4 separate regions of the Homo sapiens genome follow, and all the other regions are linked to region 3. The links are chromatin contacts, found by Hi-C in ENCODE. All regions are on one chromosome and are shown on one strand. Each heading gives the region's core, a stretch centred on a gene start or an enhancer-like site at or near the end of the contact. The rest is flanking DNA. Distances are from core to core; before and after follow the strand shown.

Region 1 (7,187 bases), core at 433-2,932, 4.7 Mb after region 3:
TGAATAAGTGTTAAATTTAATAAATTATTCTACATTTATTAAGATGATATTTTCTCCATTAATTAGTTAGTATCTTCAATTACAGTAATTTGTCTTCTCATGTTAAAACAACCTAATTTGGCTGGACGAGGTGGCTCACGCCTGTAATCCCACCACTTTGGCAGGCGGGTGGATCACTTGAGGTCAGGAGTTTCAGACCAGCCTGGCCAATACGGTGAAACCCCCCCACCGTCTCTACTAAAAATACAAAAAAAATTAGCCGGGCGTGGTGACGCACGCCTGTAATCCCAGCTACTCGGGAGGCTGAGGCAGGAGAATCACTTGAATCCAGGAGGTGGAGGTTTCAAAAAAAAAAAAAAAAAAGAACAAAACGTCTCAAAAAAAAACCCCCACAAAACAGAACAAAACAAAAAACCACATAACTTGGCTATGGTATTATTCCTTTCACATAATACTAGATTTTGCTAATATTTTGCTTACAGAGTTTCCCGTCTAGACTCATGAGCAAAACTTGCATACACTTTTCCTTCCATTCGCTGTTCTCGTCAGGTTTTCCTATCAGGGTTATGCTAGGCCATTAAAAAGTTTAAAAGTGTTACCCGCTTTCATCTTCCTTCCCCCTTTTATTCTGGAACTATTAAAGACTGGAATTATGTTTTCCTCTTATATATCGTTCAATTTGCCAGGGAAGCCATGGTGGCTTGCAGTCTTCTTTGTTGGAAGACTTTGGACTACTCTTTCAATTTGTTACTAAACTATGTAGGTTTCCCATTTCCCTAAACATGGAAACAGAAGACCTCCTAGGACGTCTCCATTGCGGGAGGGAGACTGCAGAGGTCTCCGGCCACAGGACTGAGGAAAACCGCAAAAAGACGCGGTCACTACTAGGCGGAGTTAAACTATGGAGCCGGTACCCCCAATACCCTGCCCGGCAAGGCCGCCTCGTGACGTCCCCGTCTGACAGAGTCCCTCCCCATAGGGCCGCGACAGAACCACCGCACGATGGGACACGCGAGGGTAAGCTCAGGTCTCAGCGCATCGTGTGGGCGTCGGGACAGCGTCCTGGGCACCTGTTCCTTCCACCTGCTCAAATCTCTTTCCCTTCTATGAAGAAGGGGGCTCCGGGCCCCATCCCCAGGGAGCAAGAAGACGCAGAGGACCGCGCCGGTTCAGGTGCCGCTGGAGAAATGGAATCTGACGGAGAAACTGATCTGGGGCGGCAGCCCGCTAGGTTCGCCTGACTCACTAAATGCTACTACAGTGCCCCACACGGACTGCCACGAGCGGGTCACGTGACTGGACTCTGGATCGGCTGTGCTGTGATGGCCGCGTAGCGCGCTGCTGTGCGCGCGAGACTATAAGCCTCTGGGCCGCCGGTGCCTCCGCGCGGTCACCGCCTCCACCCGCCTGGCCGCTTCCCTCGGCGCATGCGTAGCACACCGACTCCAGGATTGTTTCCCAAATCCCACTTCCGCCACTTCCTCCTCCCGAGACCAGCCAAGCGCGCCTGGCTGTCTGCCCTTCTTGGGCTCTTGGGGAGAACGTGGTCCGGGAACTGGCAGTCACGGGGAGGCAGCACAAGAGGTTTTCGCCCTCATGTGCTGGTGCAACTATCGCGACCATCACCCTGAGAACTGGAGGAAGGGTGCCGCAGGCAAAGAGTGGCGCGCCTGCAGATTCGGTTCCGCGCTTGGGGCTCTCGCGAGACCCGGCGCTGGAGTGTGGACCGCGCGTGCCGGTGACGCGTGGTGCAGACACGTCGCCGGTGCCTCTCTCCCTAGGCCTTCCTGGGGGTGAGCTTCCGTCCCAGACGTCTTCGGTCCTACACTGCTTCCATTTCTTTTTTTTTTTTTTCCTTCTTTTTTTCTTTGAGACAGGGGCTCATTCTATCACCCAGGCTGGAGTGCAGCGGCGCGATCTCGGCCCACCGTAAGCTCCGCCTCCCGGGCTCAAGCGATCCTCCCACTTCAGCCTCCTGAGTAGCTGGGACTCCAGGTGAGCGCCCTGCTAATTTTATATTTTTGGTAGAGACGGGGTTTCGCCATGTTGCCCAGGCTGGTCTCAACTCCTGGTCTCAAGTGATCCGCCTGCCTTGGCCTTCCAAAGTGCTGGGCTTACAGGCGGGAGCCACTGCACCCAGCCCTACGCCCCATCTTTCTGGGTTTCTGCCTGGTATTGTTACATCTCCAACAGGCTTAACTCAAAGCTGACTTTCCGCCTGTGCTGTATCTGCCCCATGGTCCTTTAGAGTATATAAAATATAAATGGCACTTTGGGAGGCCGAGGCAGGAGGATTGCTTGAGCTCAGGAGTTACTGACCAGCCTGGGCAACATAGTGAGACCCCCGTCTCATTAAAAAATAATAATGCAGGCAGGGCGCAGTGGCTCATGCCTGTAAACCGAGCACTTTCGGAGGCCAAGGTGGGCGGATCGCCTGAGATTGGGAGTTCGAGACCAGCCTGACCAACATGGAGAAACCCCATCTCTACTAAAAATACAAAATTAGTTGGGCGTGGTGGTGCGTGCCTGTAATCCCAGCTATTCAGGAGGCTGAGGCAGGAGAATCGCTTGAACCCGGGAGACGGAGCTTACAGTGAGTCGAGATGAGCCACTGCACTCCAGCCTGGGCAACAAGAGCGAAACTCCATCTCAAATAATAATAATAATACAAATAAATAAATGTACACACACAAATAAATGGACTTGATAGCGATTTTTTTAGGTTTTCAGCTGCCCAATTCAAGAAATGTATTTCTTCTTGTCCCTGATTTCCGTCACTGTCCCAAGGCAGTGGGATTAAAGCACCACTACCGTTTTTAGATCCTTGTGTTTGGCATTCCATGTCCTCCTCTCAAGACGTTTGACGTAACTTTCTCCATCTGCTCTGTTGAAACATATGCTTCAAAATCTTTTTTTTTTTTTTTTTGAGACGGAGTCTCGCTCTGTTGCCCAGGCTGGAGTGCAGTGGCGCGATCTCGGCTCACTGCAAGCTCCGCCTCCCGGGTTCAAGTGATTCTCCTGCCTCAGCCTCCCAAGTAGCTAGGACTACAGGCGCCCGCCACCAAGCCCGGCTAATTTTTTGTATTTTTAGTAGAGACGGGGTTTCACCGTGTTAGCCAGGATGGTCTCGATCTCCTGACCTCGTGATCCACCTGCCTCGGCCTCCCAAATTGTTGGGATTACAGGCGTGAGCCACTGCACCCAGCCTACCAGCCTAGACCTAGTTTTAGTTCCTTTTTTTGCTTCACTCCATTGTAGCTTAGGAAGCTAGTTTCAATTCCGGATTCTACCGTCTATCTGTATGACTGGGCCTTTGGTCAGTCTTTCTAAAATGAAGATTGCTCATTTTACAAATGAGTAAAAACTACCTGACATGTAGTGCAGGCTTTGTAAAGCACTCATCATGCTGCTTGTCATACTGTAAGCACTGATATGGCATAGGAAACCCAACCCCCAAACATAGCACCTTGGAAGTTGAGAAAACAGCATATACTGGAAGGCCACTGTCACATCTCCCTCACCCGTCTCTGAAGCAGGCCATAAAGCCTAGGAAGGTCATCCTCTTATCTCTCTTGAAAACCCTCATGTGGCAGGTGTCCTGCCCTATATCAGGGTGGAAGGAATGTCACACAGGGACACCAAGAATAATCTGAACAAACAGGTCTTGCTAATCTCATGCCCCCAATTTATTACCGTGAGATCATACCCGCTTTGTTCAATCATACTTCTGCACAACTATCCACTTTCTCAAACCTATGCATAAAAGTACACAGACTTTTCTTTGGGTCATTTCCTTAGGAAGACTCCCCATCATGTAAAACTTATATTACACAAATTTGTATGCTTTTCTCTTGTTAATCTGTATTTTGTTATAGGAGTCTCAGCCATGAACCTTACCATGGTTAAGGAAAACTTGCTTTTTCTTCTCTACACACTCAAATAAATTAGTTTGCCTCCTTTTCCATGCTTACCCAATATAAAATAGTAAAATGCCTCTTTTTTTTTTTTTTTTTTTTTTTTTCTGAGAGGGAGTCTCGCTCTGTTGCCCAGGCTGGAGTGCAGTGGCGCGATCTCGGCTCACTGCAACCTCCGCCTCCCAGGTTCAAGCAATTCTCCAGCCTCAGCCTCCTGAGTAGCTCGGATTATAGGTGCCTGCCACCACGCGTGGCTAATTTTTGTATTTTTAGTAGAGAAAGGGTTTCGCCATAATGGTCAGGCTGGTCTCGAATTCCTGACCTGAGGTGATCCACCCATCTTGACCTCCCAAAGTGCTGGGATTGCAAGCGTGAGCCACTGCGCCCGGCCTAAAATGCCTCTTAGTAAGACTTAATTTCTGTCCAGGCATGGTGGTTCATGCCTGTAACCCCAACACTTTGGGAGGCCGAGGCGGGTGGATCACCTGAGGTCAGGAGTTCGAGACCAGCCTGGCCAACATGGTGAAACCCCATCTCTAATAAAAATACAAAAAGCATTAGCCGGGCATGGTGGCGGTGCCTGTAATCCCAGCTACTCGGGTGGCTGAGGCATGAGAATCACTTGAATCCGGGAGGTGGAGGTTGCAGTGAGCTGAGATGGCGCCACTGCACTCAAGCCTGGGTGACACAGCAAAAATCTGCCTCAAAAAAACAAAATAAAAAATGAGAAAAAATACTTAATTTGTGCTGTGCCACCAAAAAATGTGCATGCTAGAAACTGTACTTTACACTATGACATTTTATGTAACTGTCTTATTTCCCCCATGAGACTGCAGTGGTCTCAAGGGTAGAGGATTGACCTTGTCCATATGTGTTTTCTAGGCTTCCATCATTTGCCACAGACTGAGACATGTACTAAGTTGTACGCCGTAAATACTTCATAAATAGTTACTGAAGGCATAAATAGGCAGAGAGTAGAGTTTGTTTGTTTGTTTGTTTGCTTACAAAAAAAGGGAAAAGAAAGCAAATGCTGAAAAAACTTGCTGTTAAACCATGCACGCACGACATGAGGTCTTTGTAATTGGTTCAGGAAGATTTCCTTCTCCCCATGCTCCACCCTCTTCATTACAAAGATGAAATTATTTTTATGTTTAATATTTATTTATTTATTGAGACGGAGTTTTGCTCTTGTTGCCCAGTCTGGAGTGCAATGGCATGATCTCAGTTCACTGCAACCTCCATCTCCTGGGTTCAAGCGATTCTCCTGCCTTAGCCTCCCAAGTAGCTAGGATTATAGGCATGCGCCACCATGCTCAGATAATTTTGTATTTTTAGTAGAGATGGGGTTTAGCCATGTTGGTCAGGCTGGTCTCGAACTCCTGACCTCAGGTGATCCGCCCGCCTTTGCCTTCCCAAAGTGTTGGGGTTATAGGTGTGAGCCACTGCATCTAGCCTTTTTTTTTTCTTTTTTTCTTTTGAGACAGAGTCTCACTCTGTTGCCCAGGCTGGAGTGCAGTGTCATGTGATCTTCGCTCACTGCAACCTCCTCCTCCCAGGTTCAAGTAGTTCTTCTGTCTCAGCCTCCTGAGTAGCTGGGACTACAGGCACCCGCCACCACACTCAGCTAATTTTTTGTATTTTTAGTAAAGACAGGGTTTCACCATATCGGTCAGGCTGGTCTTGAACTCCTGACCTCAGGTGATCCACCCGCCTCAGCCTCCCAAAGTGCTGGGATTATAGGCTTGAGCCACCACGCCCAGCCATGGCCTATTATTATTATTATTATTATTATTATTACTATTATTATTATTATTATTATTATTTTGTGACAGAGTCTTGCTCTGTTGCCAGGCTGGAGTGCAGTGGTGCTATCTTGGCTCACTGCAACCTCCACCTCCCAGGTACAAGCGATTCTGCTGCCTCAGCCTTCTGAGTAGCTGGGATTATAGGCGCGCGCCACGACACCCAGCTAATTTTTGTATTTTTAGTAGAGACGAGGTTTCACCATGTTGGCCAGGATGGTCTCAATCTCTTGACCTCATGATCCGCCTGCCTTGGCATCCCAAAGTGCTGAGATTACAGCCATATATTTATTATTATTATTATTATTATTATTATTTTGAGACAGGTTCTTGCTCTGTCACCCAGCCTGGAGTGCAGTGGCATGATCTTGGCTCACTGCAACCTCTGCCTCCTGGGATCAAGCAATTCTCTTGCTTTAGCCTCCCGAGTAGCTGGGATTACAGGCACACAACACCACACCTGCCTAATTCTTCTACGTTTTGTAGAGATGGAGTCTCGCCATGTTGCCCAGCCTGGTCTTGAATTCCTGGCTTCAAGTGATCCTCTAGCCTCAGCCTCCCAAATTGCTGGGATTACAAGGATGAGCCAATGCACCCAGCCTGTGTTTATTCTTTTAAATGATAGTAAAGTACAATAGAGGGAGAGAATTGCAGGTTATATTTTTTGTTTGTTTCTCTGTTTTTTATTTAATGTCTCCCCAGAAACCTCCATAGGTGCTTCACTTTCTAGTTTAGTTCCTGCTAATTTTAATAGCTCAAATGTTACCCTATCAGGGGTGTCAGTGGGAGAGCCCTGCGGAAGTGGAGTTCCCTGAGGAGGAAAGTTTCTACATTCAGAAAAGACTTGGCTTGGGTTTTGTCGGGAGGTAAAAATGGGTCAGTGACTCAGAAAAGCTTGCCTAAAAGCTGACATCTAGTGTTCATTTCTGAAAATATGTCCTGACATACTAACCCTGAGATTTTCTATCCCAAGAACTGTTTTTATTGATTTTATTGTTACGCACCAGATTTCAAGACCATTTGACTACCCAAAGAAACACAACTTAGAAAATAATTATGGTTTTCACTTTGTTTTAATCACAATACATATAATACTGCCAAAACAGGACTTTGGATCAACAGACATAATAGCAATTATTATTATTTTATTTTACTTATTATTATTATTTTTGAGACGGAGTGTCACTCTATTGCCCAAGCTGGAGTGCAGTGGCAGGATCTTGGCTGACTGCAACCTCCGCCTCTCGGGTTCAAGCGATTCTCCTGCCTCAGCCTCCCAGGTAGCTGGGATTACAGGCATGCGCCACCAGGCCTGGCTAAGTTTGTATTTTTAGTAGAGATGGGGTTTCACCATGTTGGCCAGGCTGGTCTCGAACTCCTGACCTCAGGTGATTCACCTGCCTCGGCCTCCCAAAGTGCTGGGATTACAGGCGTGAGCCACTGCACCTGGCCAGCAATTATTTTATTTATT
Region 2 (7,334 bases), core at 3,912-6,411, 3.4 Mb after region 3:
CTGGGATTGCAGACGGAGTCTCGCTCATTCAGTGCTCAATGTTGCCCAGGCTGGAGTGCAGTGGCGTGATCTCGGCTGGCTACAACCTCCACCTCCCAGCCGCCTGCCTTGGCCTCCCAAAGTGCTAAGATTACAGCCTCTGCCCGCCCGCCACTCCGTCTAGGAAGTGAGCAGCGTCTCTGCCTGGCCGCCCTGTCTGGGAGGTGAGGAGCATCTCTGCCCGGCCGCCACCCCGTCTAGGAAGTGAGGAGCGTCTCTGCCTGGCCGCCCATCGTCTGGGATGTGAGGAGGGCCTCTGCCCGGCCGCCCCGTCTGGGAGGAAGTGAGGAGCGCCTCTGCCCAGCCACCCCGTCTGGGAAGAAGTGAGGAGCGCTTCTGCCTGGCCGCCCCCTCTGGGAAGTGAGGAGTGCCTCTGCCCGGCCGCCACCCCGTCTAGGAAGTGAGGAGCATCTCTGCCTGGCCGCCCATCGTCTGGGATGTGAGGAGCCCCTCTGCCTGGCCACCCCGTCTAGGAAGTAAGGAGTGTCTCTGCCTGACCGCCCGTTGTCTGGGATGTGAGGAGCATCTCTTCCTGACCGCCCATCGTCTGGGGTGTGAGGAGCATCTCTGCCTGACCGTCCACCGTCTGGGATGTGAGGAGCGCCTCTGCCTGGCTGCCCCATCTGGGAAGTGAGGAGTGCCTCTGCCCGGCCGCCACCCCGTCTAGGAAGCAAGGAGCGACTCTGCCTGACCACCCATCGTCTGGGATGTGAGGAGCGCCTTTGCCCGGCCGCCCCGTCTGGGATGTGAGGAGTGCCTCTGCCCGGCTGCCCCGTCTGGGAAGTGAGGAGCGTCTCTGCCTGAGCGCCCATCGTCTGGGATGTGAGGAGCGCCTTGGCCCGGCCGCCCCGTCTGGGATGTGAGGAGTGCCTCTGCCCGGCTGCCCCGTCTGGGAAGTGAGGAGCGTCTCTGCCTGAGCACCCATCGTCTGGGATGTGAGGAGCGCCTTTGCCCGGCTGCCCCGTCTGGGATGTGAGGAGTGCCTCTGCCTGGCTGCCCCGTCTGGGAAGTGAGGAGCGTCTCTGCCTGAGCGCCCATCATCTGGGATGTGAGGAGCGCCTTTGCCCGGCCGCCCCGTCTGGGATGTGAGGAGCGCCTCTGCCCGGCTGCCCCATCTGGGAATTGAGGAGCACCTCTGCCCGGCCGCCCCGTCTGGGAGGAAGTGAGGAGCGCCTCTGCCCGGCTGCCCCGTCTGGGAGGAAGTGAGGAGCGCCTCTGCCCCGTTGCCCCAAATGGGAAGTGAGGAGCGCCTCTGCCCGGCCGCCCCATCTGGGAAGTGAGGAGTGCCTCTGCCCGGCTGCCACCCTGTCTGGGAGGTCAGGGGCGTCTCTGCCCCGCCGCCACCCCGTCTGGGAAGTGAGGAGCGCCTCTGCCCGGCCGCCACCCCGTCTGGGAGGTGAGGGGTGTCTCTGCCCAGCCATCCCGCCTGGGAAGTGAGGGGCGCCTCTGCCCGGCCGCCCTTCGTCTGGGAGGTGGGGAGCGCCTCTGCCCGGCCGCCCCGTCTGGGAAGTGGGCGCCTCTGCCTGGCCACCCCGTCTGGGAGGTGAGGAGCACCTCTGCCCGGCCGCCCCATTTGGGAGGTGAGGGGCGTCTCTGCCTGGCCGCCACCCCGTCTGGGAAGTGAGGAGCACCTCTGCCCGGCCGCCGCCCCGTCTGGGAGGTGAGGGGTGTCTCTGCCCGGCTGCCCCGCCTGGGAAGTGAGGGGCACCTCTGCCCGGCTGCTCTTTGTCTGGGAGGTGGGGAGCGCCTCTGCCCAGCCGCCCCGTCTGGGAAGTGGGCGCCTCTGCCTGGCCGCCCCCTCTGGGAGGTGGGGAGCGCCTCTGCCTGGCCACCCATCATCTGGGATGTGAGGAGCACCGCTGCCCGGCCGCCACCCCGTCTGGGAAGTGAGGTGTGCCTCTGCCTGGCCGCTCCGTCTGGGAAGTGAGGAGCGCCTCTGCCCGGCCGCCCTGTCTGGGAAGTGAGGTGTGCCTCTGCCTGGCCGCCCCATCTGGGAAGTGTACCCAACAGCTCCGAAGAGACAGCGACCATCGAGAACGGGCCATGATGACGATGGCGGTTTTGTCGAAAAGAAAAGGGGGAAATGTGGGGAAAAGAAAGAGAGATCAGATTGTTACTGTGTCTGTGTAGAAAGAAGTAGACATAGGAGACTCCATTTTGTTCTGTACTAAGAAAAATTCTTCTGCCTTGGGATGCTGTTAATCTATAACCTTACCCCCAACCCCCTGCTCTCTGAAACATGTGCTGTGTCAACTCAGGGTTAAATGGATTAAGGGTGGTGCAAGATGTGCTTTGTTAAACAGATGCTTGAAGACAGCATGCTCGTTAAGAGTCACCACCACTCCCTAATCTCAAGTACCCAGGGACACAAACAGGGCCAAAGGCCGCAGGGACCTCTGCCTAGGAAAACCAGAGACCTTTGTTCTTGTGTTTATCTGCTGACCTTCTCTCCACTATTATCCTATGACCCTGCCACATCCCCCTCTCTAAGAAACACCCAAGAATGATCAATAAATACTAAAAAAAAAAAAAAAAAGAAGAAGATTGAGCTGTCTCAAGGTCAGTAGACCAGTTATTCTTCCTGTCATCCCACCACAATCCCTGTCCCTCTCCTACATGCCCCTTATTTCCATCCACCCACTGCTAACTGCCTTAGCCATCCTCCTCCAGCTTCACTCTCATTCTCTCCAAGATAGCATGTACTAAAGTTCTCAAAAATGGAAAAACATACAGATACTTGAATGTCCTGGAAAATGTACTTTTTAGATGAATGCACAGTAGTGTCTATCTTATGTAAGTTTTTAAGTGGGCTGTCAACTCTACAAGGGACAGAACTCCAATTTTTATTCTTAATCCAACTGGGTGGGTACAGAAGACCTTGAGTTAGTTGGTTGCATTTCAGAATACTGCAAAACTCAGGGGAAAGTTACAACTGCTCTACCCTTCTCAACAATGTTGCTGATACCTTTTCTCTTTAATAGGCTGTTGAGTAGGGTTGTGAACCTCAGGTAAGAATGGCCAGTCTTAATTCATTACAGCCAGGATTCCCAAGTATTCTGTGGGAAGCCCAGCTAATGGGGTTCCAGGTGAGTGGGAGCTGCAAGCAAGACTTCAGTGACTTCCTTGTATTCTGATCAAGGATACACCTGGAGTTTCAGGGCTCTGTGCCAGAGTCAGCTTCAAAGCTGAGCACAGGATACCAAACCACTTACCAGGATGAAGAGGCACAATGCTGAAAAGGCCTGAGGTGGTGAGATTTCCCTCCCCTTCTGCCACTGTGCCACTCGAGCACCCTGTGACCAGAGTTAGAGGCCACTCACTGACAGCAGGGTGATTTGGCAGTTCTTTCCTTTCTCCAAACCCTAACAGTCCCATGCGACTCATCTCTAACAGCAGACCAGAACCTGCCTGAGGTTAGGAGCGAGATATTATCCATCTTGATAGTCTCCATGGTGTCTACTTCCCCTAAATATTTGCACAAAGCATGAGAGATACAAGAAAAACTGTGGCTCAGGCCACTTGCCATTACTTATTTTTCTTCTGAACATAGGAGTGGATGACTAAATTTTTACACCTGCTGCAAACATTTATAAAGAAAACAACTGTACTCTAGTACTATTCCTCCACATACCCTGTATATCACAGAGCTGTGTGCTTTCAAGTGCTCCTGTTTGTAAGGGGTTAGGATCTCCCCTGAAAAGAGAGAGTCCTCATGTCAATCATCTGGGAAAGAAACACTGTCTGGGAAGTTAGTATTTAGATTTACCTCTTTCTGGGCCTTGCTCTCCTGGGTCTGGACTTGTAGTCTGAATGTGTTAGAGGACGCTCCCAGGTGGAAGGGTTAAAGGTGGAAGCCAAGCAGGAAGAAGAGCTTCCTTATGGGAAACCACACCTGAGAATAAATAAATGCATCACACCTTGTAAATTTCACCCTGGAGTTCAGTATTTTCAACATTCTTTCCTTTCCCAACTTCCCCATTCCTGGCAAAGTCATTTCCCAAAGTCTGGGAATATTCCGTAGGGTGTCCAGAACACTTTCAGCTATCTCCTCTTGCTCACAAAATATGTATCAGAAAATAAGCAAAATTGACCTTGCAATAGGGATAACTTTGATTTCACTCACTTGTATAAGTTAAGTCTTTTAAAAATTCTAACACTTTTCACCAGGGGTAAAAAAAAATGTCTTGCTACTTATACAATTTTAAACATCACTGTGTCTCAGAGTGATGTTTTGCAGAGAATGCTGATTTCAATCCCTCTGTCTTCATTTTCCCTTTGATTCCTTCTGAGATCTTGGAAGGGGTCTTTAATGCTTCAGCCCTGCCTCAGGTGAGCTATAGATTACTATGGGAAGGTGTATTTCTGGGGAGGAGAAGTGGTGCCTGCAAGTTCCAGACAACCTTTCTTCCGGTCACCCGTGAGTACCTAGATTTGATTTTACTTGGGGGGACATAAAAAATTAATTGCATGAATTCTGTCATCGGGATTACCACGCTGACTTATTTCCCGATCAGATGACACATTGCCTGAATGTATGACTGATCGTCTCACCACAGTCATTTTCAATATTTGCATCCCATTGAAATTAAGCCACATCCCCTTGCAAATTCCAGCCCAGAGCCCACAGCTTCCGGAGGTTTTCTGTAATTAACACCGCCCTTGCTCCCTGAGGCCAGTTACTGTAATTTAGGTATTCCCCGCAATAGTGTGCTGATTTCTGTTGAGAGCACTGTGCCTGTTTTTCTCAACTCTATTTTAAAGCTACGGAGAGATCCGGAGTCCACGCCAGGCGACAAGAACGCGCTCTAATGGAACGAAGTTGGCAATACCTATCAGCACCAGGGGCAGTGCGAGAGCCAAGAGCCGGCGCTCACGAGGAGCGGGCGCCCAGCGCTGCCTGGCAAGCCCGGAGCCCAGGAGATCGCGCTGACTGACATGGCCGGGCTGACCCTTCTCCCCACCCGCCTGCGGCCGGTGTTCACTCACTGGGCGGCGCTGGTGCCGGGACCAGGCGACCGGTACGCAAACCTCCAGGCCCGGGCTCCTTTCGCCCGCTGCAGGGACCGGGCCTCGCTCCGCCCAGCGTCGGGATTGGCGCCCAGACACAGTAGATGACGCACCTCAGCCAATTCGCGCAGCCCTCAGCTTCTTTAAAGAGCCGGCACTTCCGCCAGAAGCCGGGTGTGTCCTTCCGGGCCAGGCTCAGTGTTACCAGAGGTGGGAGGGGAAGGTCAAAAGAGGCAAATTCAAAGCCGCGGCGACTCAGCTGCCAGATTTTTGAGATGAGGCAGAGGAAGCGGAGTGGAATTCTCAATTAAAGGCCTCTGTCCCCTCATCTGTTAAATTGGCACTATTAAAAAGTCATAAAGATAAGACAGAAACGAGAAAGAAGAGAATTGACTGAAATTACCCATTCTTTTTTGAACAGAGCCGTCTTTCTCCCCTGCTGCTCAGAGAGATGTCGGTCTCGCCTCAACCTCACCAGCAATTTCTATCTTGAATAAGCCACGTCTCTCTCCCAGCCTGAGAGAATGCTTGAATTGTTGGCACTCTGTTCTTTGCTACCAAATGGCTTGGAAAAATAGCATGAACGTCACCAGTCTCTGGCCTTCAGGAAAGTCCCTGCTAACCACCACAGCGGTGGAGAAGGCGTCTAACTTTCTCCAGGCTCAGCGTGTGAGTGCACACCGCCCTGACCTCCTGGGCGCGTCTTGATGCTCTCAACAGCAGCCCTCAGGATTCTGGACTGTGGGTCCCACATTCCAGATACCATTTGTGGAATGGCTGGATGAGAAAATTGCAACAGCACCCTCATTTCCAGTTAAGGGAATGGGCGGGTTACCAGGAGGTTTGACACTCTTGAAGGGAGGTTAACAACTGATGCAAGAAGTAAGGAATCGTGTTTGAGTGCACAGACTCTAGCATAAACACACCTACCTTCAATTTCTAGCTCTGTCACTGTCACTCTGAATTTATCACCTCTGCAACAGGACTAAAGCCATCTAATTTATTGGATTGTGAGGACTAAAAGATAATATATGTGGGCATTTAGCACAGTGTCGGGCACATAGTTCGCCTTCCGTAACCAGTAGTAACCAGTAACAGCGGGGAGCTGTTAGTAACTATAGGGCTGAGGGGTGGGGGAAGGAAGCAGTTACTAAAACCAGGCGAGAGCGAGAGCGGTAGCTGTGGCTGTACGAGAGAGTAACCAACTGGAACCGTGTCGTTCAGTAGAGGAAAGCAAGCAATGCCAACTTTTCACCAAGTAAGGTGAGATTCTATAGTTGTAGCCAGTGCTGAGACGTCAGCCCAAAGCAGGGACAGAGTGGAGAAGACCCACCTCTCTGTTCTCCCAGCTCTGATATCCAGCTGGGGTCTTCCGCTGGCTGGATCCACCAGGAAGCCAGAAGACAGTGGAGCTAGGTCTGTGTAGTCTGTAGAGGTCAGCCTACTAGGCACAATGCCTGGAGGGAGAAATAGAAAATATCCAGCACACCATTTCTTTTTTTTGTTTGTTTTTACACTTTAAGCTCTAGGGTACATGTGCACAACGTGCAGGTTTGTTACCTATGTATACATGTGCCGTGTTGGTGTGTTGCACCCATTAAGTTGTCATTTACATTAGGTGTATCTCCTAATGCTATCCCTCCCCCCTCCCCCCACCCCACAACAGGCCCCGGTGTGTGATGTCCCCCTTCCTGTGTCCAAGTGTTCTCATTGTTCAATTCCCACCTATGAGTGAGAACATGCGGTGTTTGGTTTTTTGTCCTTGCGATAGTTTGCTGAGAATGATGGTTTCCAGCTTCATCCACGTCCCTACAAAGGACATGAACTCATCATTTTTTATGGCTGCATAGTATTCCAGCACACCATTTCTACAACCTTGGGTTTATTGTGTTTGGAAGCCTAGATCCAAAGGAAGGAATGCTGCCACTAGAAGACCCCGTCACTGAATTGAATTGAATTTCAATTCATTGATTCGAAAGCTGAAACTGCCCTCTGGTCACTTTGATTCCTCACAGTGACAGAATGGTATGATTCATCCCAAATACCAAAAGGAAATTGGGTTACATCTATATATTGAGGGCAAGAAGAACTATGCATGACACCTGGAGATTCACTGGGCACTTCTTAATACTGCCGTGTGCCATAATAATGATTATCAGATAACTGAAGTAATGCAGAAATTTCAGATCATGAAGAAATTAAAGTGTTGAAGCATACCAGATAAAAAAATCCTGATCTACCTAGGTGTTGGCATAGGGCAGGGGAAACATACATAAGTAAATGAGTAG
Region 3 (6,918 bases), core at 4,042-6,541:
AGGTGGGCGGATCACGAGGTCAGGAGATCGAGACCAACCTGGCTAACACGGTGAAACCCCGTCTCTACTAAAAATACAAAAAATTAGCCGGGCGTGGTGGCGGGCGCCTGTAGTCCCAGGTACTCGGGAGGCTGAGGCGGGAGAATGGCGTGAACCCGGGAGGCGGAGCTTGCAGTGAGCAGAGATCAAGCCACTGCACTCCAGCCTGGGCAACAGAGCGAGATCTGTCTCAAAAAACAAAAACAAAAACAAAGACAAACAAAAAAAAAAACTAGATGATATAATCTTAAGAATTTATTTAACGTGGAACCTGTAAAATTAAGGCAATATCAATGCTTAAAAAGATGTCAATGACAATGAAAGAACCAGAAGGTGCCAGTATCACCCCTCTGCCTGTGGCGCTTTTTGTTTTTCAGTACTCTTCAGCTACACTACATGACACATGACCAGTTTACTTAGGGACCATGTAAAACACTCTAGGGTCAAGGGTCAATGAGTATAATAAATATACATAAAGCTCTTTTTTGTCCTTGCATCATTACTTTTTTCAATTATTAAAGAAAAAAGAAACAGATTTTCTTCTGTTCTTCCTATTTCACAGTAAATTGTCTTGGTCACTCCGCTTTGGAGATCCCTGCCTTAGGCAAATTACTTCCTGATTCTCAGTTTCCTCACCTGTAAAATGGAGATGAAGTCATAGATCTCGTAGGGTTAAATGGATTAAACAACATATGTACAAGTCTCTGTACAACTTCAGGCATGTAATTTAAAAGAGAAATAAAAAGGAGCTGCAATTATAATTGTGACTACTGTATTAAACAATTGCCATGTATGCATTCATGTTACTCCTAGCCTAATTTAAAAACAAACAAAACCTCTTGTCGGTGCTCTTTCTATGACTACAAGAGCTGTAGCTTCTCCTCATCTTCCCACATCCCCCCTCCCCAAAACAAAACAAAACAAAACCAAACAAAAACCAAACACATTTTCCAAGCGTTTTCAAGCCTTGGCAGATACTGTAAAGATTCGGAACACTTACTGATGTTGTTCATTAACATGATAATTACTAATAGTGAAGACCGGCTAAATTTTCTATGTCAGGTAATTTTATTATCTATCTCTCATCCTTTCCTTCAACAAAGTTTTTTTTTCTTTTCTTTTTTTAAATACAATGTGCTAGGTATCAGGGTAATTGCTGAGGTTTCAAAGATGAATCGAAACACCCTCCAGGCACTAACCATCTAGAGGACAACACCAAACAAATAATTGCATCAAAGTGATAAGTGCTATAATGGAGGCGCACACCGGTTGCTATGGGAGCAGAGTAGGACAAGCAGCTTCCTCTGCCTGGGGAGAACAGGGAAGACCACTAGAAGGATTCTGGGTCATAGTTGAGTTTTGAGGATGTGGGTTGAGGATCTGCACTTCAGTCAGAGGGGAGAATGTCCAATGTGGTCACTTAGGAACCAAACGGTAGACAGGTTTTCCCTGAGCCCAGGCATTTTTGGCGGCAGGGTCAACAACGCTGGTAGAGACCTGTCTATGCACAGCCTAGGATAACATGCCAAGAAGTTTGAAACTTACCGTAAAATGGATTGGGAATAGACAAAGGATTTTAAGCTAAAGAACGATATAATCATAAAGAGAATTGGGGGTGGTATTTTGGGGGAATGATTGTGAAAAACATAATTTATTGAACATGCCCATTAGAAAAAAAAGAGAGAGCGGGGTGTGGTGACTCACCCCTGTAATCCTAGCACTTTGGGAGGCAGAGGCGGGTGGATCACTTGAGTTCAGGAGTTCCAGATCAGCCTGGCCAACATGGTGAAACCCTGTCTCTACAAAAAATACAAAAATTAGCTGGATATGGTGGCGGGCACCTGTAATCCCAGCTAATCGAGAAGCTGAGGTTCGAGAATCCCTTGAACCTGGGAGGCGGCGGTTGCAGTGAGCCAAGATCCCGCCACTGCACTCCAGCCTGGGCAATAGAGCGAGACTCTGACTCAAAAAGGAAAAAAAGAAAAAAGGAGAGAGAGGAGTGTTTATTTCTGTAATAAATTTACTTGTTAATTCTAAACTATTCTTTAAATTAAATGTCAGCTGATTCAATTTGTCAAATCTTGGTTTCCATTACTGAAGATGAAATACTCACTGCCTAAACGGTCTTACCTGCTCGTGTTTGAAGCTAGGCAACATTTCAGGCAGCATTAACAGTTTGTCTGTTGGGACTAGAAGCTTCCTAACGTTGTGCATGGAATTTTTCTTTATGAGGGTGTTGTATCCAGATACCAAGTTTTAAACCCAGTATCTACTCTATACAGAATGTAACCAAAGCAGACTTACATAACAAGTGAATGTGGCCATACAGACATGAAAAAGTGACTTCTATCTTTTGATACCAAACTAGAAAGAGAAAAGCAAGTTCAGAGAACACATTATGACTCATCAAAGTCCAAAAAGAAAAGCTGCGTGTGAACGTAGCACCCTGTGCAGCCTCCTGGAGTCCTTTTACCCTCCAACCACATTTGCTTTTGTATGATTTTCTGCAAAACAAAACAAAAAAAACCCATCATTTTCCTCCTTAACTTCAATTGTTAAATTTCGTTTTACCTCAGAGGTGAAACTCATGCTATATGTTCTACAATCTTCTTTTTGTACCAAGTGAATGACGCTGCCTTTTCATTTCTCCTGTGTTGAGGCCTTATTTTATAAAATTCGTAACTGCTAGGGTACAAACTACAAACAAGACGAATTTTTAGAGGAACAACTTGAAGGGTGATGGGGGAAGGTGGTGCTTTCTTAGACCAATGCGAAGGGAGAGGGAGATGCAATATCTATATTTAATCTCTGTTCCCAACGATGTATTTTAATTCCCATAGCTGTGTGTATACAATGCGTGGATACCAACGCCTCCAAGGACAACATCAAAATTTTATATGAGCTGAAGAATATACACATATAACAAAGGGAATGTTTTCTTCTTTACTTTCCCTGTGACAAAATGCCAGAAGGAATGGACAGTTTCTTTCTCCAGGGACTTACTAATTGATTTGTTTTTGTTTTTGTTTTTTTGAGGATTTGCATGGCAAGTGGAAGTAGAATCTTAAGGGGATAAAGGGCATTTATTCACAAGGGAATAAAAGTGAAGTTATCAATTTCTGAAAATTGGCATGTGAGGCCGGCATGCCAGAGAAACAAATTAGACCCCAAAAAAATTAAAACCTAATACTCTCAATGTAATAAGCATTGCTATTAGGTTAAATCTCTTTATTAGAGACAGGTAGGTTATCTGGCTATATTATTAGTTGCGACTTATTAGGCAGTTAGAAGTTAGTATTTATGTTACACTTTTACTATACTACTAGTCTTGTTTAAAATTTCTCCCTATATATTTCTCAGTTAATAGTTATACCGGCATATCCTCAGGCAGAAAAACAAGTTCTTACAATGGATCCTTCAGGGCACACTATATTCTATTTCTCTTAGCTGTGTTATCTTTCGTTGTCTTGAGGTTCACTTCAAGATAGACAGAAAATGATGAAGCTAAAGTTAACAAGCAAGTAGCAAGACCTTAGAAAGCTATAGGGTGGGTGATCACCAACACTCCCAGCCATCATGAAAATGCTGCCCTAGTGGGCTCTGCTTCAGCCAGCAGTGGACCAGTGATATAAAGAATTCTTGCTTCTTAATGACTACATGGCAGTATTTGGCGTTCTTTCCATTACTTCTTGTCTTCAACTTATCCAGCCTGAAGTTTTAAGCATCCTAGAACTGCATTTCAGACCCAGTTGCTCAAATGGAGTCAATTTTGCAACAGTAAAATGGTCTTAAAATAGGATTTTACTCTAGGGGGAAGAATCCTCAACCAGATAGTCACAGTGCACTTTGAATGACTAATTTAAGCCATTACATTACGAAATAAGGGATAAATCATACTTTTCATAACACTACTGCATAGGAACAGTTTTAAGAGTCAAGCATCTACATTAATCTGAGTCTAAAATAATAGGCCCCTGATTTAAAGTCTCCTAACATTCTTTCACACTTCATAAAACTAAAAATAAAATTGTCTCACCAAACACCGACCTATTGGTCCGGCCAAAGTACTGTATTTCAAGGAAAATTGGAGCAAAGAGGTCTCAAAACCGCGACTTGCCAGCAAATTACAATTTGCAGCCTTAATTGGTCTCAAATGCGGGGTGAGAGGGAAGAGACTACGGTCTGTAGAAAATAAGAGATTTATTCCCCTTTTTAAATCAAAACCAGATTCCATGCTTCAGCCGCCCCCTAACCCGCCAGCCCCGCCCCCAGGGTTTGTTTTTCCATATTTTTGTATATATTTTAGCGAAGATGGCAGGTGAGGGAAGGTTATAGTGCTGTACCTAGTCCACGAAGTAAACAGAGAGGTTAGGGTGGGTTTACTTATTTATAAGGCGTTCAGCCTCTCAGCTGTTTCTCCCTCGTTGGCATTTGGAAGCTTGCAGTCCTTCAGGGAAGAGACAGATTTGGCAGGAACGTTCTTTGTGCCCGCCTCCCTTTTCTATTTTTTATTTTTTTACCTGGAATAGGGGGCAGATTTATAATGACAGCCTTAGGGAAGGGGGAGAAAAAGTTTCAGCCGGCACGACAATGCCCGTTTTTTCCACAGTCCACACTGTGCCACAAACAGCTTTGGTGCCACTCGGAGCCCGTCCCCCGTCCCCTCCCTCTCTCTCTGCAGGCTCGCACTGGCAGGCGGAGGCACAGTTAAATTCCAGCACCTTCTCCACATACCCCCGAACTACTACGCGCTATTACTACGGCTGCCCTCCGTTTTCGCTTCGCCTCCTCCCCTTCCGCAGTCTCCCTGGAGGAGCCCCGCGGCGCCCGAGGAAGAGGACTGCCAGGGAAGGGACAGCGGGCGCCCAGCTCCAGCAGGGCTTGGGGCTTTCTGCATCCCGCGCAGTTTCTCTGCTCCAGGCACAAACGCGGCCCGAGAGCCGGCGCCTTGCAGTCACACACGGATCCACGCATACAGTAGAGCTGTCTAGATCCACATTCTTGCACACCGCCCCCTCCTCCCCCCGCGCTCCCGGAGTCGCTGAGCTGAGCGAGTGACAGGCGCGTCCCGCCAACCCGCGCCCGGACGGGCAGGGAGGAGCGGCGCGCGGGGCCAACTGCGGCGCGTCTTCCGGCGCCCGCGGAGGAGGCGAGGGTGGGACGCTGGGCGGAGCCCGAGTTTAGGAAGAGGAGGGGACGGCTGTCATCAATGAAGTCATATTCATAATCTAGTCCTCTCTCCCTCTGTTTCTGTACTCTGGGTGACTCAGAGAGGGAAGAGATTCAGCCAGCACACTCCTCGCGAGCAAGGTAAATATAACTTACAACTCTTTTCTCCTCTTTCCCCTCCCTTCGGCCGCCCCGCTGCAGCCGCCGCTCAGACCCCTCCGGCACCACGCCGCCTTCGCCCGGGATTATCCATTATTATCCTAATTATTATTTATTGTGCATGCAAGGAGACCAAAACAAACAGGCGGGCCAACCGCCGCGACAAAAAAAAGCCCGCCTCCTCCCCGCGGGCCTCAGGTGGAATGCTCTAACGACAGCTCCCAGGCGGCGGTGGAAGAAACGAGAAAGTTTCAACCGAACCTTGCTGTTCTAATAATAACAGTAATAATTACTACTTCAAGGGGGCAAAGGAGGAAAAAAATCCCAACAAGCCACAGCCTTGATCCTGAGTGGGCAGTCAGAGGCGCTGCCAACTCAAGGTTGCAACACACACATTGGGCCAGGTTGCAATCCCCCCATCCCCTTAAAAGTGAGGCGGCGGGGAGGGGGGTGGCCGCAGGAGGGGGAAGGCCTGGGGGACAGGGGAGGAGGATGGAAACGCTACTGTTCATCCCGGGCAACCCTCCCCGGAAGAGTTGGAAGGGGAACGGGAAAGGAGGGCGGGGAGCCCAGGCTGGCGGCGGGGCGCCAACGGACGCTGTTGCCACCCGCTTCCCAGGGACTTGTTCAAAGGGCTCCGGCTGCGGAGACGTGAGCGGATCGCAGCGGGAGAAGCCTGAGCTGACGCGCGAAGGAGGTAGCGGCCACTGCCGCGGGGCCGGTGCGTGCCTGATCGGAGGTGTCACCTCCACTTTCCGCGTTTCCTCCGGCGTGGATGGGGAGGCTGATTGGTAGGCAGGCCTTTAGGCAAAGGGGCTGCCAGGGGGCTGCGCCCCGGGCGCTGCGGACGTCCCTGCCTCTGGTACCTGGCGGCAGCGCAGGCTCGGGTGTTAAAGTTCGGGATGTCCGGCCCGGGCCGCACTGCTGGAGGGAAGGGAGGAGGCCCCCAAGGAGGTCGGAGGTGCCCGCCAGCCTCCGTTACCCTGCCCTCCCTCTCCCCGGGTCCGTGTTCTTTTGCTTCGCGTCTTCCCCTTGCTTGCGCCGCGGGAGCTGCGGGCGTGGGGCGCCTGCGATCGTCCGGGTGCTAGGGGCGCGCCGGGACCCAGGAGAGCCACGGCGGCGGCTGCGGGCCCGGGAGGCCATGATCCGGATAATCCTGTCTGCCTGACTGTCACAAACAGGACCCGCGCACCACCGGGCAGCGGCGGTGTGGTTCGCCCGGGAAGGGGAAGGGCTGCGGTGGGGAGGGAATAGGGGGGTGGCGAGGGCGGGAGGCGGGGAGACCGGGTAGGAGCCTCCTCCCAACGATGACACGCACTCCTTCCTTCTCGCTCCCTGCTCAGGAGTTTGCTTTATTCCCATCCCAACCTGGTTTACCCCTTCCTTTGCTCTCCCCCTCCACCCGGCCGTCTTCCCTTCCTCCCGTTTGCGTTGCAAAACACGGCCATGCCATCTGCAAAGGTGTCGCGATGCACTTCCCTAAATAACCGGTCCGGCGCGCCAGCCCCTCGGCGCCCTCCGGCCGCAGGGCGCACACGGAGCACAGTGCTC
Region 4 (7,464 bases), core at 2,448-4,947, 4.7 Mb after region 3:
TATCTTAGCTCACTGCAACCTCTGCCTCCTGGATTCAAGTGATTCTCATGCCTCAGCCTCCCGAGTAGCTGGGATTACAGGCACCTGCCACCATGCCCAGCTAATTTTTGTATTTTTAGTAGAGACAGGGTTTAACCATGTTATCTAGGCTGGTCTTGAACTCCTGACCTTAGGTGATATGCCCGCCTTGGCCTCCCAATGTGCTGAGATTAGAGGCATGAGCCACTGTGCCCAGCTCAATTATTTATATTTGTAAAAAGTGTAGTGTACTTCAACAGATTCAAAATTAGACTATTATTTAGAAGTATATCAATTTGCAGCCAGGGCAGTGGCTCACTCCTGTATTCTCACCACTTTGGGAGGCTGAGGCGGGAGGATCATTTGAGCCCAGGAGTTTGACACTAGCCTGGGCAACATAGTGAGACCCTGACTCTACAAAGAAATAAACAAATTAGCCAGGTGTGGTGGTGTGCGCTTGTAGTCCCAGCTACATGGGAGGCTGAGGTGGGAGGACTGCATGATCCTAGAAGTGGAGGCTGTATTGAGCCGTGATAGTGCCACTGCACTCCAGTCTGGGCAACAGTGTGAAGATCCTGTCTCAAAGTAAAAAAAAAAAAAAAAAAAAAAAGCAGCATATAAATTTGCTGCATTATATATATTTTAAGAAACTTACAAGTATTGGCCAGGCATGGTGGCTCACGTCTGTAATCTCAGCACTTTTGGAGGCGGAGGCCAGCAGATCACTTGAGCTCAGGAGTTTGAGACCCGCCTGGCCAATGTGGCGAAACCCTGTCTACAAAAAATACAAAAATTAGGCCGGGCATGGTGGCTCACGCTTGTAATCCCAGCACTTTGGGAGGCCAAGGTGAGTGGATCACAAGGTCAGGAGATCAAGACTATCCTGGCTAACACGGTGAAACCCCGTCTCCACTTAAAATACAAAAAATTAGCTAGGTGTGGTAGCACGCGCCTGTAGTCCCAGCTACTTGGGAGGCTGAGGCAGCAGAATGCCGTGAACCCAGGAGGCGGAGGTTGCAGTGAGCTGAGATCGCGCCACTGCACTCCAGCCTGGGCAACAGAGTGAGACTCTGTCTCAATTATAAAAAAATGCAAAAATTAGCTGGGCATTATGGCACATGCCTGTAATGCCAGCTGCTCAGGAGAATGAGGCACAAGGCACGAGAATTGCTTGAACCCGGGAGGTCAAGGCTGCAGTGAGCCGATATGGCGCCACTGCACTCCAGCCTGGGCAACAGAGTAAGACTCTGTCTCAAAAAACAAACAAATAAATAAAATAAAATAAAAACAAGTATTGTCTCTGAGGTGATCTGATGATCTGTTCGTTAGTTCACATTACATATAAACTTCAAGGGGAATCTATGTATTGTTCATACAGCCTTCCATTAATATATTGCAATTGGGATTTAAACAATTGAATCTAAATAAAAAATTTACTATATGGCTAAAATGTTTTCACGATAATTCATAATATGGAGGTATTTTGATACATTAGGGACACAAGACTGCCCTCAGTGCCATGAGTCCAGTTGATTTTCTAGTAGGCTCTCTTCACTTTCCAAGACTGTGAAGCACTTAATGGATTCACATAGTGCTTTACAGCTTTTGAAGTGTTTTGACATTTTACATTATCTTCCTTAAAATTAAAAAGTGCTCAGTGAAGTTAGCAAGGTTCGTATATCCACTTCAGTTCTTCAGGTTAAAAAAAAGTCATACTCTAATTCACAATGGTAAAGAAATGTTATTTGTGCATCTGCAAATTCTGAAGAAAATGGATTTCAGGTTTCCAGATTTTTTATTCTGGTGCACAAGATTTCTAATATAGCATATGGCTTCCAAAAGACCCTAGCTGCTTGATTGTGGACATATTTCTTAACCGCTATGCTTCAGTTTCCACATCTGTAACAATGAGGTATTAATAGTACCTATTCATTGAATTATTATAAGTATTTATTAATACATGTGAAGCTCTGAAGACAGTGTGTAGCTCACATTACTGTTCTAAGTAAGTGTTAGGTTGCATATTTATTATTTTAGCATATCCAATTTACTTGTAAGGATGGTTGGGATCCTGACGTTACATGCACACATTTGGAAAATTCCCAGTTGAGTATACGTTAGCCAAGTTCAGAATTGTGTGTGGCCGGGTGAAGTGGCTCACGCCTGTAATCCCAGCACTTTGGGAGGCCGAGGCGGGCGGATCACCTGAGGTCAGGAGTTTGTGACCAGCCTGGCCAACATGGCGAAACCCTGTCTCTACTGAAAATACAAAAATTAGCTGGGCGTGGTGGCGGGCGACTGTAATCCCAGCTACTCGGGAGGCTGAGGCAGGAGAATCTCTCGAACCCGTGAGGCGGAGGTTGCAGTAAGCCGAGATAGCGCCATTGCACTCCAAACTGGGCGACACAGCAAGACTCCGTCTCAAAAAAGAGTGTGTCTGTGTGTGTAGCGGAACTTTGTTTTTAACAACTAAAGAAATATGGTGACCCAATAATCCCGTTAGCCTTAGCTCAATTAATCACATTCCATCTGTCCTCACAATGTTCACCCCAGTGAGAAACGAGTTCAAGCGCGTGGTAAGCGGTGTCGATATATTTTTAAAATTCTGTTATCAGTATAATGTAACAGAAAATTCAGCATATTAGCCCAACTTTGCTCACTGGTGTGAAGATATGCCCAATCTTTCTTAGCTAAGACGTTAGAGAAAACGCCACAAGGGACCCAGCTGGGAGCTCTGTAGGAAGTTTAAAAAAAAAATCATTCAGCTTTGCAAAACATCTGATGCTCAACCATCTGTCTTTGGCAGTACAGGGGCTTAAGGTCTGGTTGGTTCCTTCTGACACCTCGGAAGGCGGAGTTACAGAGGAAAAGCAACAAGTTGTAGGAAGTTAACTTATCTAGTCTCAGACGCTGGAGGCACCTGCATTTCTAGTCACTTCAGTTCTGGCCAAACTGTTATCAACTCTAGTTTCTGAGGGACCGCCAGCCCAGGATTCCTATTGGGGTCACCTTTGTGCCTCCCTATCTTAAGAGCACACTTGGGCGGGTCGGGGCGGGACGTGCTGGGTGTAGGTGACTCAACACCGGACAGTTTTGCTTCCAGAGGCTGACACGCTCCTGCGCGGTAGTTGTTAAAGGGTTGGGACACGAAGATACTCTTCGCCTATTCGGGATCTCCCATTGTGGGAAGGAGGCTCAGTGGTCCCGGCCACCGGGTGAAGGGAGAACGGGAACACAGCGCTGTCATCGCCGGAGAGCTGCGAGCCCCGACTTTCTCGCCAGGCTCTCCAGTACATTCCGAGGCTCCACCCCGGTAACGCCACGCTGACGTCCGCGCGTCGGAGGCCGCCATAGGTGCGCGTCGGCGCCCAGGAGGACGTGTGGCGCGTGGACTACATCAGGTCCAGCCCTGCGGGACCCCAGCCAGCGCTTCCGGGCAAGGTTCTGTGCACCTGTTTTCTCCTTCTACGCGAGTATCTTTCCCCTCCGGAAAGAATGGGATATGCCTGTGTCCAAAGGACAAGAAGATGCGCGCCAGCAAGCCTAAGTTAACCACAGCGCGGAAGTTGAGCCCAAAGCAAGAGCGTGCCGGGCACCTTTAAGCTGTTTGTAAGCCCACGTGACTCACCAAGTGCGGGCCCCAGCGGTCACGTGACGGCGCGCGCGCCCTCGCGCAGGGAGAGCCGGCGGTGCGCGCGCCTTCGCCGCTGCCTCCCACCCACCCCCTCGACGGGAGGGTGAGGCGCGGCGCAGTGATCGGGCGGCCGGGGTCCTGTGCGCGTGCGCAGCGAACAGCTGTCACCTAGTGCGGAACAAGTCTCCCAAATTTCCCAAATCTCCCTGGGCCGGAGGCCACTGTCTTCTCTTCCTCCTCCACCGAGTCGTGCTCTCGCCCCAACCCGCGCGCCAGGTAACCGCTTTTCCGGAGTCTGGGGGCCAGGGCGGGGGGAGGGTCCGGAGAGGTCTTCCCGGCACTGCCCCCCTCCGCGTGGGGCACGGGGGTGCGGGCGTCCGGGCGAGCGGCGACGCTGGGGCAGAGACGCTCCGTCCGTGACTGCAGCGACTGTCAAGCTGGGGAGGGAGCGGCCGGCCGCGGCCGCAGGGGAGGGATGCGGGGGCCGGTGACAGCCCGCTCCGGCCCTTACCGAGGTTCGGTACCCGCGCTCGCCGTTTTCCCGGGATCCGGAGTCGGGGTCGCCTCCTTGGGGCAGAGGAGCGCTCGGGCGGTCCTGGGATGCGGACCTCTTAACGCCGCCAGTCGGCTGTGGCGGACTCCAGGAAGGCCGGGCCTGGTGCACCCCTCGGGGCCCTCCCTTCCCTGGGAGTGTCACGACCCGCGGGGTGAGGGTGGGAGCTCCTCTCCTGACCACCCGTTGCAGGCAGTCATCCCGTCATTCGGGGTCGTCTTCAGCCCTCGCGGCTGTCCTTTTGGTGTTTCTTTCCCCCGGCATGGGGCCATTTCTTCCTGCAGTGCCTGGAGGAACCATGATGCGGTGTAGACGGCGGGTGCTTAAATAAATGCGAGTTGGATTAGGGCGCGTGGACTGCCAGGCACAGAACGTGGCGTGGAGTGGGGACGTGGAGGAGGGAGCCAGACAGGCCGGGGCTGTAGGCAGGAGCTTGGGGTTTTCCTCTGTGCTCCGCCAGTAAAGCCAGCAGCCGGGATTCAGATGCTTTCCGCGTGGACTTGATGCTGGGCTCCCCCTTTGCTGCGCGGTGCAAGCCTGCGCTGGCTGGCTCTGATTGTGGGCAATACTACCGGGAGGGGTTTTGTCAGGTTCCTTCTTCCGGAAGAGACAAGGTAAACTTTTTTTTGCGCTTGATAAACTAACCCCGAGAGGTGATTTATAAAGCACTGTTCGGAAATGTAGGTTAGAAAAGCAGAGTCACTTTTATCCTGGTGAAAGTTACTAGTAGGTTCCGGCCACTTAGGTTCACACTAAACTCTGCCCTATTTTCACCCATTTCAGTTTGCGGTATTTAAAAAAATGTCTAAATTCCGGGCAGCTTGGCTTTACTGTTTCTATGGCAACGGTGACTAATATTCTCATTTCGAAGTGTTGTGGTTGAAAACTAGTGGTTTTAATTTTTAAAGGTCCATTTTTTATTAGGAAGCAGTCGGCTCTGCTTTGCGATTATCGCTTGCTTTCTTACCTTGCTGGCCTCCGCGCAACCCGCCCATAGTTTGTTTTGGAACGGATTACACGGTTGTTCGGGTTTTTTAGGTGCTTTTTCTCCCAATTTCAGTGTTATGAAAAGTTTTCACATAAGCTTTACAGTATCCCGCAAACTTGGTAATACAGTACAATTTAAACCGAAGACTTATTTCTTTTTATTAACAGACTTTAGTCAGTTGCTTTTCTAAAGTTGAAAATCAGACCCGGCGCCGTGGCTCCTGCCTGTAATCCCAACACTTTGGGAGGCCGAGGCGGGTGTATCACCTGAGGTCAGGAGTTCAAGACCAGCCTGGCCAAAATGGCGAAACCTCGTCTGTACCAAAAATTCAAAAATTAGCCAGGCATGGTGGCAGGCGCCTGTAATCCCAGCTGAGGCAAGAGAATCACTTGAATCCTGGAAGTGGAGGTTGCCGTGAGCCGAGATGGCACCACTGCACTCCAGCGTGGGTGACAGACTGAGACTCCATCTCAAAAAAAAAAAAAAGTAAAAATATAAATAAATAAATAAATAAATAAATAAATAAAAGCTTTTAGTAAATGAATAGTCTTGTGCAACCATCACCACAATGAATTTTTGAATTTTTTTAATCCCCAAAAGAAGCTCTGTTCCTATTAGCTGTCATTGCCTAGTTCCCTCCAATTCTATCCCCTTCTGTCCCTAGGCAACCACTAATCTGCTGTCTGTCTCAATAGATTTGGCTATTCTGGACATTTTATATACATGGAATAATACACTATCTGGTCTTCTGTGAGTGACTTCTTTCACTTGGCATAATGTTTTTTAAGGTTCATCCATGTTGCAGCCTGTATCAGTACTTCATTCCTTTTAATGGCTAATATTCTATTATGGATACATCACATTTTGTTTATTCATCAGTTGGTAGACATTTGTGTTATCTCTGCTTTTGGCTGAGTAATGCTATGAATATTTGTGAACTAGTTTTTGTGTGGACGCGTGTTTTCTCTACTCTTGGGTATATATATATATATATATAATGTAATTGCTAGGTTAAACATCTGTTGAATGACTGCATGCGTAAGGAGGGATAGTTAGTCTTGGGTGATACTCTTTTTTATTTATTTATTTATTTATTTATTTATTTATTTATTTATTTTTTGAGACGAAGTCTCACTCTGTTGCCCAGGCTGGAGTGCAGTGGCACGATCTCTGCTCACTGCAAGCTCCGCCTCCTGGGTTCACACCATTCTCCTGCCTCAGCCTCCTGAATAGCTGGGACTACAGGCACCCACCACCATGCCTGGCTAATTTTTTTTTTATTTTTAGTAGAGATGGGGTTTCACTGTGTTAGCCAGGATGGTCTCGATCTCCTGACCTCGTGATCTGCCCACCTCAGCCTCCCAAAGTGCTGGGATTACAGGCGTGAGCCACCGTGCCTGGCTTGGTGATACTCTTTCAAGCCTTGAAGGGGCCTGTTGATCTTTCCCTATTCCACTGCCAACTTCAGTTCTCCAGTTCTCTAAAGTGGGGCTTTATTCTATGGTTAATGCTGTGTTTTCCTTTCCTGGATGTCTTTTTTTTTTTTTTTTTGAGACGGAATCTCGCTCTGTTGTCCATGGAGTCTCACTCTGTGCCAATGGCGCGATCTCGGCTCACTGCAACCTCTATCTCCCAGGTTCAGGCGATTCTCCTGCCTCAGCCAACCCAGTAGCTGGGATTACAGGCACCCACCATCATGCTTGGCTAATTTTTGTATTTTTGTAGAGACAGGGTTTCACCATGTTGTTCAGGCTGGTCTCGAACTCCTGACCTCAGGTGATCCGCCCACCTTGGACTCCCAAAGTGCTGGGATTACAGGTGTGAACCACTGTGCCCGGCCTCTGGATGTCAGTATTAAGATCATCCTGTTCTTTTTTTTTTTGGAGACAGGGTGTAACTCTGATGCCCAGGCTGGAGTGCAGCAGTGACAGTCTCAGCTCACTGTAACCTCTCTGTCTGCTGTGCTCTGGCAGTCCACCAGCCCCAGCCTCTCAAGTAGGTGGGACTACAGGTACATGCCATCATGCCTGGCTGATTTTTGTGGTCTTGCCATGGTACCCCGGCTGGTCTGAAACTCCCGGGCTCAAGCAGTCCGCTTGCCCCAGCCTCCCAAAGTGCTAGGATGACAGGCGTGAGCCACTGCACCTGGCCTGATCATCCCTTCCTGTTAGCACAGTCTTTATACTGCTCATGGTTATTCCCTTGATATTCACTTATTTGCTCTATATTTAGTGATAAGATAGGTACATTCTGTACTTTGATTAAGCTCAA

What was found. Hi-C counts contacts between places; a loop is a spot of excess contacts on that map. Pooled maps may share reads with other maps.
Region 1: a loop to region 3 is called in a map of CD8-positive, alpha-beta T cell, with 19 times the contacts of the local background. The contact joins the enhancer-like site here to the promoter of SMARCA2 in region 3. A Hi-C loop is called at or near these places in 4 of 168 maps with a recorded cell type or tissue (CD8-positive, alpha-beta T cell, ascending aorta and naive thymus-derived CD4-positive, alpha-beta T cell), 2 of 37 single-sample maps with no recorded cell type and 15 of 50 pooled maps.
Region 2: a loop to region 3 is called in a map of B cell, with 20 times the contacts of the local background. The contact joins the promoter of PLGRKT here to the promoter of SMARCA2 in region 3. A Hi-C loop is called at or near these places in 2 of 168 maps with a recorded cell type or tissue (B cell and sigmoid colon), 1 of 37 single-sample maps with no recorded cell type and 11 of 50 pooled maps.
Region 4: a loop to region 3 is called in a map of CD8-positive, alpha-beta T cell, with 29 times the contacts of the local background. The contact joins the promoter of KDM4C here to the promoter of SMARCA2 in region 3. A Hi-C loop is called at or near these places in 5 of 168 maps with a recorded cell type or tissue (CD4-positive, alpha-beta memory T cell, CD8-positive, alpha-beta T cell, ascending aorta and 1 more), 1 of 37 single-sample maps with no recorded cell type and 19 of 50 pooled maps.

The regions. Positions count from the first base shown.
Region 1 is chr9:6,679,994-6,687,180 of GRCh38, forward strand. No RefSeq gene overlaps it. Among named protein-coding and RNA genes, the nearest start is that of LINC02851, 21 kb to the right of the region's middle. RefSeq lists enhancers at 926-1,305, 1,212-1,960, 1,426-1,715, 1,786-1,905, 3,474-3,733. Within about 2 kb of position 1,683, at least 41 of the 41 ENCODE cell types and tissues checked have a DNase peak (open chromatin) inside an H3K27ac peak, as active enhancers do; they include CD8-positive, alpha-beta T cell and ascending aorta, where a contact is called at or near this core.
Region 2 is chr9:5,432,764-5,440,097 of GRCh38, forward strand. It overlaps PLGRKT (plasminogen receptor with a C-terminal lysine), which reads right to left and starts at 5,162. Exons shown (of 6, transcript NM_018465.4): 1 at 5,026-5,162; 2 at 3,806-3,931. RefSeq lists enhancers at 4,464-5,663, 4,719-4,808, 6,369-6,528.
Region 3 is chr9:2,010,056-2,016,973 of GRCh38, forward strand. It overlaps SMARCA2 (SWI/SNF related BAF chromatin remodeling complex subunit ATPase 2), which reads left to right and starts at 5,292. Exons shown (of 34, transcript NM_003070.5): 1 at 5,292-5,349. RefSeq lists enhancers at 2,452-2,581, 4,792-4,841, 4,902-4,951, 5,738-6,294 and silencers at 5,002-5,341, 6,482-6,651.
Region 4 is chr9:6,754,276-6,761,739 of GRCh38, forward strand. It overlaps KDM4C (lysine demethylase 4C), which reads left to right and starts at 3,698. Exons shown (of 22, transcript NM_015061.6): 1 at 3,698-3,928. RefSeq lists enhancers at 1,789-2,500, 3,232-3,591, 4,792-5,011, 7,050-7,464 and silencers at 3,632-3,871, 3,962-4,131.